2 separate regions of the Homo sapiens genome follow, and region 1 is linked to region 2. Evidence: read pairs that join two places in POLR2A ChIA-PET (ENCODE). Cell type or tissue: endothelial cell of umbilical vein. All regions are shown on one strand. Each heading gives the region's core, and the rest is flanking DNA. Links, peaks and the distances in the headings are about the cores only.

Region 1 (7,175 bases), core at 1,424-5,423, 180 kb before region 2:
TAATTTGTCCAGGCTCACTCTGCTAACAAAGAACAAAGCTGAGATTTCAGCCTAGGTTTATCTAACTCAGAAGCCCGTGTTTGTATGCCTCTTCCCCATGTGGCTTCCCTAGGACCAAAAGATTAGTTTTAATGGAAGTTGTGCCCTTAGAGAAGAAAACAGATGTCTCTGCTTAGTAGAATTTAGACTAAATGCTTATAGGTGCCAGACAGGCAATGTGGATGGGGACACAGGCCAGGAGGGTCTCAGGTGAACAGGAAGTTGTGCCCCATATAGGAAGGCAGTCACTACCTAGCTGTTGCCATGTGAGAATCTGGCCCCAATTTGGCCTTATCCTCCCATTTTCAAGAGAAGACCAAAATCTAGATTTTTAAGTGAAATCTCATTAATTTGAAATTTTAGCAGCAAATTCAGAATGTTTCACACTGGGAGTAATGACAGTACACACATTTGTGGGATGGCAGGACCTGCTGATATCTCTTTTCTCACACCAGGGTGGAGCAGGATTGAGAAATGAAGCCCCATTCTCTTCCAGGCTTTCCTGTGTTGCTAAATTTGCTTACAAGCTCTAGAAGAGTCCCTTAGGTTCCCTAAGCAATTAAAACAGGGACTGGCAAATTGCACCACCTTTTTCTGTAGGCCCACAAACTAAGATTTTTTTGGAAAAAAAACTTTAACAGTTGGAAAAAATCAGTTGATAAAAATAATTATATTTCATGGCATATGAAAATTTTATGAAATTCAAATTTTGGTGTCCATAAAGTTTTATTGAAACACAGCTACACTCATTCATTTATGTATTGTCTGTGTCTGCTTTTGCACTACAAAGGCACAGTTGAGTAGTTGCAACAAAGACCATATGGCCTGTAAAGCCTAAAATATTTACTACGTGGCTTTTTATAGAAAAGTTTGCCAACTCCTGGTTTGGAATACAAAAGCCAAAAAGATGGGCAGTCTACCTCTGCTTTCTACACTATTATATTCTCACTCTAAGATAATTTTTTTAAATGGAATCTCCTGAAATCAGAGGGAAGGAAAGGGGGAAAATAAAGGAGATACTGTCCAAAGCAATTTACAGATACAATGCTATTCCTGTCAAACTACCAATGTCATTTTTCACAAAATTAGGAAAAGCTATTTTACAATTTGTATGGAACCAAAAGAGAGCCTCAATAGTCAAAGCAATCCTCAATCCTTTCCCCATTGCTTTTTTTTTTGTTGGCTTTGTCAAAGATCAGATGGCTGTAGGTGTGTGGCTTTGTTTCTGGCTTCTCTCACATGTTCCATTGGTCTATGTATCTGTTTTTGTACCAGTACCATGTTGTTTTGGTTTCTGTTTATATTTATTACGCATTTTATGAGTGACAAAGCAAAATCCTCTGGTTGTAAGAATGAGAAGAATGAAGCTAAAGCAGTGTCCACACACCCCTTAAATATGCCTTATCAGACCCCACACCTTCACTCACATTGGCCCCTGCCTGGAATGCCCATACACACTCCTGTGTCTCTTCCTTTAAGGCTGCATGCCAATGTCTCCCTAAGCCCTCCTTGGATGCAGCCTGTCTACCCTCAGCAAAACACATCCCTCCCTCCTCGGCATCCCTATGCCTTGATCATGCTGTGATCTCTGACTTTGACATGTGTCAGAAGGGCAAGTTCCCCCAGAGCAGAGTGTATGTCCCACTTAGGCTGGCACCCCCAGCACCCACCTAGGAGCCTGACACCTGGTCAGATTTCAATAAATTCTTGATGAATCAGTAAATCAGTAAATGGATGTACAATTAATTTGGCTATTTAAAGCTTTTACGAGGTCCCTCAGAGGGATGATAAAACTGGAGAATCCTTTGGAGTTTTCCAGGCTGAGCCTTTTGTATCTGTAAATGAGCTCACTCTTCACTAGTGACTATTGCCTAGGTTGGCAAAGAATCAAATAGGGATCAATCCCACCCTGGTTCATGTTTCTACGCTTGTTAGTTTGTGGCTATGGAATAAACACCTCTGAGCCAGGTAGCCAAAACCAAGTTTGATTCCAAGTTCTATCCAGTGATCTTAGGCTATCATTTAACCTCTCTGAAGCTCCATTTCCCCATCTGTAAAATAGAACTGACTATAGCAGCTACCTCACAGGATTGTTGTAAAACCCAAATGAGATAACATGTTCAAGCATTTTGTGAACTGTAAAGTAGTATATAAGTATACAATATTATTATTTATGATAATAAATCTGTACAATAATAGAAAGATTATAGATTTCTCCTATTATCTATTATAGATTAAAGATTATATGGTGAACTAATTTTAAAATTTATAAAGAGCTACCGAATTAACTTTAAAATTTAGAAAACTTGTTGAGTATGTATAATGACCCTTTGAAGGGGAGGGGCTAATACTAGGTTCATAACTTAACGTAAATTACAATGAACAATCCAAGGAATTAGATTATTTCCCGTCCCAGCCAGCTTTGTAAAGGCACAACACGTGTTGCAGTGATCACTTAAATTTGTACCTAACTTGTGCAAGCTACCCCTGGTGGTGGAATGCTGCCCTTCTCAGAGTGAGGCTGAATGTGGGCCTAAAGTATCCAGCATATTTTCTTCCAACTCTGAAATTCTGTGGCTTAGGTCTTGTTACTAGAAGTGAATTCTGTTTCACCATTACCAGATATTATAAAGTTAGAGGTGCATTTCAGTAGAAAAAAATAACATTCTCCCCTCACCCCCCAGCAATAAACCTTTGGAAATGAAAAAACAATCAACTTGTGATGAATACTAACAGTACTAAACAAAAATGATCAATACTCAAAATACTAATGGAAAAATCTACTCTAATCAAAATGATTCACAAAGAAACACGAAGTAAAACTACCTCACCAGAAATACAGATAATATTATTATCTGCCTGACTATAATTCATATATTATTCATCTAATACAGCAAATAAACCTATTTATTCCTTTGCATTTTACTATAGGACATATTCTTGTCATTAAATAATTACTAGTGTTCATTTTACAATTATTAAAACTAGGAGGTTTGTAAAGAGTAAAACTTTAAAGTAGGAAAAGTTAAATATTTATTTTAGCTAACTGATATCTCATAATTCCTTTTGGTTTAAAATATTAATATTCCTTTTTTGTAATCATAATGAAATCTGTTTAAAGAAATCTACTGCCCTATGTTTTTGTTGTTGTTATTGTTGTTGAGACAGAGTGTCCCCCATCACCCAGGCTGGACTGCAGTGGCGCAATCTCAGCTCACTGCAACTCCGCCTCCCGGGTTCAAGTGATTCTCGTGCCTCAGCCTCCCAAGTAGCTGGGATTACAGGCACCCCCCCACCACGCCCAGCTACTTTTTGGATTTTTAGTAGAGACGAGGTTTCACCATGTTGGCCAAGCTGGTATCGAACTCCTGGCCTCATGTGATCCACCCGCCTTGGCCTCCCAAAATGCTGGGATTACAGGCATGAGCCACCGTACTCAGCCCCTATAAGTTTTAAATTCTTAGGCTAAATGGAAACCATTAGCCTAATATTTTAAACTATCTCTTAAAGCATTTCTTTATTCCTGAAGACTCTAAGCATAAATGATGCTGCTTATAATTTATGACATTAATTGCCTTTAGCAGTACCGTGCTTCTATGTGTTATTGTTGCTATTATGAAGGTAATTATAATTGTATGTCTCCTGAGAAGATGAAAAAGTTTTTGTAGGTCTGTATGTAAAGTATTTGAAGAAAAGATTATTTTACGGCCCCGTCAAAAGTAGCTTCAAGCAAGAGCTATTGTTCAGGACCTTTTATAGACATAGATGAAATTCCTTTTGCCATTTGAACAGTGTTTACATTCGGGAAAGTTCACAGTTAAGTCTTTGACATACTGTGAAAGGATCTTTTGTTCTCTACAAAAACATACTTCCTCATCCTTTGAGTCACCTTGTTTTTATTCCCTTGTTTACTTTTCTGGGGAAATAATGCCCACCTCCCAAGTAATGTCAAGGGAAGAACTATTTCAGAAATCTAAGTTGTTCTGTATGAGGAAAGAGGGCTTGGATTTTGGCAGAAAAAAATCAGAAATATTTTTAAAACCTGAACCAGATAAATAATGTAATCTCAAGCTTCCAAAAATTATTTGGGTAGGGTTTTTTCCAATGCTAAAAAAAGGAAATCTTTTTTTATCATCATTATTACCAGTGATCAGATTCAGGAAGTGTGAGACACTTTACTGAGGGGACTACCGACACCGTCCAAAGGCATTTTTCTATTGTGTTAGGAAAGCTCTCCTCTGCTAACTACGTTGATTCTCCAAGACATGCATCATTTAATATTTTCTCCTAGGTGGTGGGTTTTATGATGAGCTTAGGCTTTAGTCAGTCAGACTTGAATTCTTTTTTTTTTTCCTGAGACAAAGTCTCGCTCCTTCGCCCAGGCTAGAGTGCAGTGGTGCGATCTTGGCTCACTGCAACCTCTGCCTCCCGGGTTTAGGCGATTCTCCTGCTTCAGCCTCCTGAGTAGCTGGGATTACAGGCATGCGTCATGATACCAGCTAATTTTTGTATTTTTAGTAGAGAAAGGGTTTCACCATATTGGCCAATCTGGTCTCAAACTCCTGACCTCAAGTGATCCACCCACCTCGGCCTCCCAAAGTGCTAGGATTACAGGCATGAGCCACTGCACCTGGCCCAGACTTGAATTCTTTTAGCGATGTATATTTATCAGTAAATAATGTGACTGATTCTACTCATGGTTTCAAAGCTGATTTTGAAGGGAAAAAACCATTGCTGTTTTGTGTATCAGCATATGCCCAATGCTAGCACAGTGCCCTGAACTTACTGGACACTCAGTAAGCATTTGTCAAATGAATGAAATAAATATATATGCATTCAGAGTGACAATGTCAAATAACAACCTTTTAAAATTCTTTTTATTTTTTTCAAATAAGTCTTTTAAATGAACACATTCTAATGTATTTAAGAAAATCTTATTTGTTTGTAGATATGCTCTGTGTGTTAATGTAACTGTTCATTTATCCTTACCTAATATGCATAAGTGGAAGATTACTTGTAGTTTAGGGATTATATTCAAACCCTTCTTTAGTCACGCTAAACCTGACACATCCAGAAAATGTCTCCCAAAAGCTTCTGATCCTCATTTATATCCTAAGTTTTACCACAGGCAGGCCATCAAAGTCAGTGATCTTCATGTTCTGGGGCATTTCCATTGGAGCTCTTTTTTTCTGTGTAAATGATAAACAGAGATGTACTTTACTGCTACTGTTAGTAAAGCTGTGTGTGTAATATGTGAGGAAAAGGTAAGGTACTGAAGCCTGCCCATCACTGTTAAGTATTCTACATGTATCTCTCCATTTTCTCTTTGTAGCTTCCTATGTGATAGAATGATGATAGTCCCATTTTATAGATGAAGAAACAGATTTTCAAACAGATTACATAGTACACCCAATGTCCTGTGGCCAGTAAGTGACATTTTCAGACGTGAGCCACTAGGGCAAGCATTGAGTCTGCAGATCATGTTCAGGATTGTCTGGTATGATGCAGTTCAGACCATACATAAATACAGTATTTTACTAACCTTCTGAAAGATATGCTAGCCCTTTAATCTAATGTCTTATTTACTGATGTATACAGTGCTTTCTATAAATCTGATATATATTAAAAAGGAAAAATGCTTGCCTTTCAGGCATATTTCTTGCTTTCCTAAACCATGATATGCTTTATAAAACATTGAATTTTGTACTATCAAGAATACATTCATTGTTTATAGCCAGTGTAATGTAGTAAAAAAAAAATCTGATAAACCTGGGTTTTAGAAGGAGATGGACTGAGATTTCAATCCTGGCTCCTCCAATTAATAACTATGTGATAATGAGTATGTTGCTATACATCTCTAAGCCTTAGTTTCCTGTCCTGCAAAGTAGAAATAATACCTAATATGGAGAATTATGAATATCAGAAGTAGTATATTTAAAATGCCTAGACTGTAAACATCAGGGCACCGGCACGTGGTCGTCACTCATCATCATTACTCACTGAATGAATCCATGAATGAATTAATGATTCAGATTAGGTTCCATTGTTCAACCCTACACATAAAAATCAGGAAAATTTGGCCGGGCGTGGTGGCTCACACCTGTAATCCCAGCACTTTGGTAGGCAGAAGTGGGCAGTTCACTTGAGGTCAGGAGTTCTAGACCAGCCTGACCAACATGGGGAAACCCCTTCTCTACTAAAAATACAAAATTAGCTGGGCGTGGTGGCACATGCCTGCAATCCCAGCTACTCGGGAGGCCGAGGCAGAAGAATCGCTTGAACCCAGGAGGTGGAGGTTGTGGTAAGCCTAGATTGTGCCATTGCACTCCAGCCTGGGCAACAAGAGCAAAACTCCGTCTCAAAAAAAAAAAAAAAAAATCAGGAAAATTTGATAAGAATCTTAAGTGAGAAGAAAAATCATATACATTCTCTTCTTTGCCCTCCTGGAAATACCTTTCTTCTTTCAGATGCACTTAGAAAAATAAAAGTAAGTGAAGAAGTCACATCTGATATTATGTGATTTAAAAAAAAAGATTTTTAATTTCACAAGTGAGCAAGTATAGATTGAAGTGCAAATCCTAAATTGGAGCTAGTAGAGAGAGAACTGCCTTTTCCTTGGCACTTCAGCACATTTATTCTCGTTTTTTTAAGGTATCCATTTCTCTCAAGTCTTTCATGGAACAGTCATGATACTGGAAATGTTTTGAGTCGCTCTCATGCCACCTCTTTTGCAACTGACAGCAAACATGTTTTCAGGAGTTCAGAAGTAATCAAGTCCTAATATCAGCTGCCAGAGCCATAAAAAGGGGCCTGCCGCAATCTGGGCAGAACACTGAGTGAGTTAGGAAACATCAGTTTGGTATTTGTAATATTTGTAGCAAAACTGAACTTCCTGAGTGAGGTCATGAATGAACAGCAGATCATGAGTGTTATTATAAGAATTGGACAGAGTGTAGAATTCTCATACAACCCAAACTTCAGAAAATATCCTTGATGAAAATCCGGAGTTATTTTTTCCCAATGCTAATATTAACATGATACATACCTGGCATATCTCTACTGAAAAATGAATGTTTTGTACTAAGCAGTACCTTTTTCACTCTCCTAAAATAATAGTAATGATAGATAATGCATAT
Region 2 (7,175 bases), core at 2,017-6,016:
ATGGAAGACTTTTGGCTTGTTGGAATAATGCACTTGTGGTTAATCAGTTCATTTCTTCTCTGAAAAGCCTGACAGGCCATCATGATGGTAATGCTCCAGTCTTGCTCGCTCTCCATTTCTCAAACAAAATGCCATTGTTTGCTAGTGACCTGTTCTCACTGTTTGGAAACGCACATGGTCTACTTTAACACAAGCTTATCCCAGAATTTCATTCCTAGCCACTAGAGTCCTGTTTCTTCTTCTTCTTCTTCTTCTTCTTCTTCTTCTTCTTATTATTATTATTATTATTATTATTATTATTACTATTTTGACGGAGTCTTGCTCTGTCACCAGGCTGGAGTACAGTGGCGCAATCTCGGCTCACTGCAACCTCTGCCTCCCGGGTTCAAGTGATTCTCCTACCTCAGCCTCCCAAGAAGCTGGGACTACAGGTGTGCGCCACCATGCCCAGCTAATTTTTGTATTTTTTAGTAGAGATTGGGTTTCACCATGTTGGCCAGGCTGGACTTGAATTCCTGACCTCAGGTAATCCACCCACCTCAGCCTTCCAAAGTGCTGGGATTACAGGCGTGAGCCACTGCCCCGGCCTAGGGTCCTGTTTCTAAACCTATAGAAGGCTTAGGATGAAACTTTCTGCCCCAGGGCAAGCTGGTTAACATTACAACACTTTATCAGAAGTGTCTGTTAGTTTTTTGTTTTTTTGTTTTTAATATCAGACATGTACTTACTTGCTAAAGTTTTGTCAAGATCAGCAATGAAGGCTTCTAGCTCTTTTGTGTCTCCTAATTTAGCTGTGAAACAGGAGAGGGAGAGAGAGAGAGAGAGAGAGTTCAGTTTCCATAACAAAGACAGCTGATGACTCCATATTGAGTTTTCCAGGAAGTTGGAACTTCCAGAGTTATAGAATGGATTATTTCTATTTTACATCTACCTCCTTATCTTCAGAGACTTTTATTGAAGAGTGTCCTGGGCCAACCCTAAGTGTGTGCTCCAGTGTTTTGATACAGTAAACTCAGAAACTGATTCTGAAGACTAGCCTAAGTGTTTCTTTATTTTTTAGTTCATCACCACCCTCTCCAAACATCCCACCCCACTTCTCCCTCACCTAGAAGAGGAATCTTCCTTCACTGTCTTAAATGTTTGCAGGAGAGTGAGGAGCAGGAAGGGAAGATAAAAGGAGTCTGGTTTTTGTATTGTGTAGAATATGAGTTATTAGTCAAAAAATTCAGTAAGCATAGCACTGTGCAGAGCAGACACCTAGATTGTGTCATTCCTGCGGCACTAGCCTTCTGATGCATTCTTGCTTGTGCTGTCCCCCCAGGGCAACGCTGCAGCCCTCAGAGTTCCTCCAATATGAAATGAATGAAGAGTTCACTGTTTCTTATCAAAATGGTACAGGGAAGGTGCCATGAGTCTTCTGGGCCCAGGACAGCCTCATCCCCTCCAGGTGCCCACACAAGGAAACGAGTCCTCATTCTGATTTGGTTCTCTCTAGAGCCTGAGATGTAGAGATTTTTTTCATATAGCTGACTTTATTTTTGTAGAGTTCATCACATCATTCATGCCTTCCCTGAAATGCAGTACTGGACAGTTTTATTAATTAACACCTGCTGGCTACAAATGGCTAATTGTTCTTAGCCTTTTAAGTCAATTTGCCACTAGGGGCTTTTTTTCCCTCTTTAATTCCTACCTCTTGAGGATCAGGTAACAAATCTGAGCACGTTTTAAGCCACTTTTTAGACTGCTCTGTCTCTGAATTCAACTGATTCATTACAGACTGAGGGCTGGATAGTGGCAGAATTCCCAGTGGGTGCTAACGTTGCTATGTTGAGAAGGGAACTTTCAAATGCCTCTTCTGAAAAAAGAGTGAAGTCCTGTCTTATTGCCAAAGTGAAAAGAGTGATGGAATTGTCATTTCTTTTTAACTATGTTCCATTTTTATTGCATTCTGCAACTATTTTCAGCAAGTATAACTTTTCTTAAGAAAAAAAGCTCCTTTTGTTTTCAAAAAGGCACTTGTCCAATGTAACAGAACATTCAACTCTCTAGCTGGAGACATTTTACCAGTTCCAAAAAATAAGAAACTGCTCATGCATCTTTAAAGACATTTTAGGTCTATTAATACCACAGTAGAGACAGGCTGGAGCTGCTATTTTAAATCATGTTAGATCATAGCTTATCTAATAATGACAACCCCATTTAATTGCTAAATTGGTCATCTGAAAGCATTGGTTAAATAATTAATGCAATAAAAAGAATCCCACTATCTGCAAAGGCAAACTGCTGAGTTTTAAATTCTAGAACCAACAAGTCTGGGAGGAGACTCCTAAGAAACACTGTCATTTGCACAGTCTTGATTACATCACATGAGAGAGAACAGTCTAGTCTCCAAATTTTCTTTCTCCCTGTGACTTCAGGTTTTCTGCCCCAAATTATCTGATTTCATGTTCACACTGATTAAAATCCTGAGAAATAAAAAATTCCACTGTATACTCTACAGTATTAAGACATTAGTCTTACCTATTTGTTTTGTACATTTGAGAAAGATTGTTTAGGGATAAAAGGGACAGAGAAGGGATTGAGAAGGAGAGAGGAATAAAAAAGCAAAAAACTCAAATTCCAACTAATGACCTTACCTTTCTGAGGAGTGACAGTGGCAGAGAGAAGAGCTGGGGTAGAGTCTGTTGGAGAATTCAGTTTTTCATCACTGAAGCTGAAGCTGTTCCTATAAAGTGAATCTGCACCTTTCAGGAAGGAAAATATACTCATTAGAAATAGTACTCATGAGATTATAGACTTAGCACTTTATAGTCTATTGATAACCAACAATTTGTCTTCAAAATAAGCCAAAGCTGCAACTCTATAGTAAAGAAAACAGCCAGGCATGGGGTGGCTCACGGCTGTAATCTCAGCACTTTGGGAAGCTGAAGCAGGTGGATCACCAGAGATGAGGAGTTCAAGACCAGCCTGGCCAACATGGTGAAACCCCATCTCTACTAAAAATACAAAAATTAGCCAGGCATAGTGGTGTGTGTCTGTAGCCCCAGCTACTTGGGAGGCTGAGGCAGGAGACTCGCTTGAATCTGGGAGGTGGAGTTTGCAGTGAGCCAAGATCACACCACTGCACTCCAGCCTGGGTGACAGAGTGAGACTCTGTCTCAAAAAAAAAGATTAGAAAACAGGTTGATTTCCAGGTTTTATGTTTATGCCCCCAAAATGATTCGAGACAGGGGAGAGAGGGAGTGTGTGTGTGTGAGAGAGAAAGTGTGTGTGTGTGTTTGTGTGAAAGTGTGTGTGTGTGCATGAGTGTGTGAGTGTGGGTGTGTGTGAGAATATGTGTGTGTGAGAAAGTGTGTGAGTGTATGAGTGTGTGTGAGTGTGTGTGTGAGAAAGTGTGTGAGAGTGTGTGCGTGTGTGAGTGTGGAGTGTGTGTGAGAAAATGAGAGTGTGTGTGTGAGAGCATGTGAGTGTGAGAGTGTGAGTGAGAAGTGAGAGAGTGTGTGTGTGTCAAATCAAGTATACCAAAGGCCCTTGCTTCCCCAATACAGGAAGGGGGTGATAGGATCATCATGACCAGTGCTTGGTTGATGGTGGGAGTGTGGGGGTAAGGATTTTAGGCAAAAGGAATCATCTCAAGTGAAATATGTCCCTTCTGCCCTCTGAGCCTCCTAAAATACAAACATCCAGTATCCCATGACTTAAGCCTCTTTCCCTGCTCAAGAGAGATCTTTGCTCTCTTGCTGTCCTATAATTTAATAATCCTCTCTTTTACTTAAGAGAGGTTTTCCTAAGAGTCTGTACTCTTCAGATAAGCCAGAAGGTCAAAGATAAAGACATCTTCTCCTGGAAGTTCATCTATTAGACACTTGGAGTGACATCATGGCTCCCTCTATTCTCATACCTCCAAAGACTTGAACCACAGCAAGATGAGGCCCCAGAAGTTCAAGGCTGAACTGGGAGTCAAGGGGACCATCCAGTCAACTACTAAGTACTAGGGTGCCTTTGAGCTAGTACATCTCTGGGCCTAGCTTACTTATCAATAGAATGGGAAGGCGGACTAAATAATCCTTAAAGGCACTTCTAGCTCTAAAGTTCTGAGATTCTCTAAGTCCTGCTAAGGGGAAGGAAACCAACGCACGGTTGGCCCAGCTGTGTGGCTGTGACTCAGAAAGGGGCTGCTGGCTGAGCAGCACTGACTCAAAGGGTGCAAAGGCAAGGCAGGCAGCAGAAGCAGGATGTGGCCCCTGAGGTCACGGGGAACAGCCTTCCTGGTTAAAACAAAACACAAAGCCAGCCACAGTTGGAGCAGAGAAGTGGCTCTTCAGGTGTGAGAGGGCAGCTGAATGATGGGGGCCTTACCAGGTCCCCGCCTCCTCGGGATTCTTCCACTTTAAGCCAACTACCTCCAGCTTAGGGGGAGGCAAAAACATCTCTCTTTGGTCCCATTAACTGAAAAGGAATTTGCCTAAGTGACAAGAGATAGGCCCAGTACAAAAAGTATCAGAGTTTTCGGAAGAAGAGGTTTCTAGTCTCAGGGAAATTCAGCTTTGTCCCTAAGAGGCTGCCACAACTTCTCAGGTGCCTCACCTGGCTCCCTTTCCCCCCACCCTCTCCTGCCCAGGGGCCCACCTGCCCCCTGCTCTTTTTCGCTGACACCGCCATCTTGTCCACTTTTCCAAACATGCCCAGAAGACCCTTGAGAGCAACCCTCACAATCTTTGCTTCCTTCAGAGGTCCAGCCCAGCTCACCTGAAATGACCACCATCACTGGGCTTTGAGGATGAACATGGACTGAGATCCAAAATCCTGGACCTGATACCTACACTTCCCCAAAAATACATTCCTCAGAGTGCTGGTCCTCCGAGGGCTGTGTGATCAGGTACACCTGAGAAACACCAAACAGCCTTGCTCATTCCCATGGGTATGCCCACTTCCAACATCCTGAAAAGACTTGCGGTTAAACAAAACCAGCCCCATTTCCCCAGTGTACCTGACCACGGGACACTTCTTTGTGGTGCTCCTGCTACTACTTCTCAGGACCCTTGGACTCCGTGGAACCTTACTTGGGAAGCCCTCCTGCTGGCTCCCTCAACCGAGCCCACCTCCAAAGGTGGGCTCTCCAATTCTCCCAAGGGAAGCCCTTTCCCCTACACACAGGAAGCTGGCCACACCCACTGCAGACCTGCAAGGAAGCCTTACTGTTGTCACCATGCAGTCACCAGGAGAATCGCCACAAATACAGCCTGAGAAACTCATGGGGAGAAGATAAGGCAAAATTTAGGGGCAAGAAAACCACAGAGGGTCCTGAGGAGGCAGGCCTCATGCCTAGACTCTGAGCCAGAAAATACCAGGCCCTTGGCACATTATCCGTGGCTATGAAGGATACCTGAGAGCTTCGCCCCCATCCCTGGGCCCAGAGGCTGGCTGGCCCAGATCGCAGGGACCACACCTCCGCTCTCTATCTCCCACAAGCAGCTGGCCTGGGAGAGCAACTTTCCACACCACTGCTCACTCCACCCACCCGGCATGCACCACAGGCCCTACCCTGACTTTGAACTTCAGCTCTCTTCTGCCCCTACTCTCCAGCAAGTTTCCATCCACGTACACTCCTCTGCAGGGGAGAAAGACACCACAATTTGTTCACCTCACAGGCAAGGAGGCCAAACGCTATTGAATGTTGGAAGAAGGAACAATCTAGATATGGAAAGGCCATTACAAAAGAGGATGTTAGCAGGGGAAAAAAGGAATCCAGCAAAGATTCAGGAAAGACTCAGCATAACTCATGGGGCCTGGAGAGAATCTGTAGAGAATGAGCCGTAGATCCAGAATATTGCCAGGACTGTCCTCTGATCCTTTAGGTTCACAGGCTAAATGCCTTCTTGATGTGAGAATTTTTCCCAAACTGAGAAAATATACAGACAAACTGACAGCCACTCCCACAGTGAGGGAGGAAGAGGAGGAAAAATACTAGTTACAATATCTATTTATATAGAAACACACGCAAACAGAGGCATGGCAGCACAGCTACACTCACTTCCTCCTGCCCGCCCCCGCCCTGCCCACCACACACACACACACACACACACACACACACACAGATACACATTAGCTCACGCCCCAGCTCGTTGCCACACCATGACTTCACTCCCTTTCCGTGAGGTGTACAATCTGGGACAGACCCAACTCCAAGTTTTGAACTGTTCAACCTTCGACCACCAAGAAGAAGCCGACCGCCAGCATCCTTGAGCCAAACCTGCTGCAGCTGAGGCGCACCCTGTGATGATATCTACACATCGTGTATGGCACAGATGAAAAGAGAGCCCTCAAGGCCCCAAAGCTACACCACTGGCGAGTGGGCATCTAGCATCTATGCCACTGTCGAGTGGGTGTCTAGAGGCCACGTGAAAACTGCATGACCCTGTAGAGTCACTCTGTTTCTTCCTTGTTAGAAGAAGAACAATAACCTAGGTGCTCTGTGTATAATGCCTGTGGTTTTAATGATTTAACTCTAAAGTTCCTAGCAAAGTGCAGAATAGCACTCCTGAGAGAGAAAAGGTAATCACAGAGAATAAACAGAATCAAGATCCTCCCTCTTCTTGAGAGAGAGCAGCAACATTCTTAAGAGAACTTTCTCTTCAGTGGCATCCTAGAACAAACCTCCCAAGAACAAACTCTCAACATAGAGGTACCCCAAGCTCTAGACCTCTCTTTACCCTTAACCAATAAAATTTCTTTCCATAGAGTTTTATTAAGAACATACAATGGGCAAAATCTCACGCAAGACAGATTTCAAGGTAGGCAAAGCCGGACATCCTGTTCTTTTCCCTCCCCTGGAACTCTATTCCTTGCAAAAGTAATAGCCAGTTAGTCTGATTAAATGACAGCAATGTGTTGCTGGCTGATCACATATTCATGTATTATTGCCCCGCGTGGGTATCAGGTGCTGCTATTAATAGGGGCTCGAAGGACCTAGAACAGTGATAATTTGGGGAACCCTGGCAGGTGGTAAGGCTGGATATTTGAGGGCCTTACAATATCGGCTTCAATCAGCTCTAAAGCACCATCTCACATGTATCTCAAATTCCCATTAGAAACATCCCTGGCAAGTCTAGTTAGTGTACTGAAGTCAGGAACCTCAAATTCTGGGACCGTGTTTTCTAAGGCACCATCAAAAG

Evidence for each region. Peaks named below come from ENCODE experiments on the same cell type or tissue, not always from the same donor. Only the 100,000 strongest peaks of a DNase experiment are listed, where the experiment ranks them.
Region 1: POLR2A ChIA-PET joins it to region 2 with 8 read pairs; 12 of 35 experiments call an interaction of 5 or more read pairs at or near these places.

What each region holds. Positions count from the first base shown.
Region 1 is chr13:41,645,208-41,652,382 of GRCh38, reverse strand. All of the region lies in intron 37 of VWA8 (von Willebrand factor A domain containing 8), which reads left to right. Among named protein-coding and RNA genes, the nearest start is that of MIR5006, 80 kb to the right of the region's middle. RefSeq lists a cis regulatory region at 3,832-3,843 and an enhancer at 3,765-3,909. In endothelial cell of umbilical vein, for the core only: a CTCF peak has its summit at 2,534 (motif pointing left); DNase peaks (open chromatin) are centred at 2,562 and 3,872; H3K27ac peaks cover 3,582 bases.
Region 2 is chr13:41,462,392-41,469,566 of GRCh38, reverse strand. RGCC (regulator of cell cycle) reads right to left here. Exons shown (of 5, transcript NM_014059.3): 3 at 2,637-2,744; 4 at 729-791. Among named protein-coding and RNA genes, the nearest start is that of RGCC, 8.4 kb to the right of the region's middle. RefSeq lists enhancers at 4,096-4,355, 6,135-6,194 and a silencer at 4,849-5,063. In endothelial cell of umbilical vein, for the core only: no CTCF peak of the experiment used is centred there; a DNase peak (open chromatin) is centred at 4,166; H3K27ac peaks cover 2,747 bases.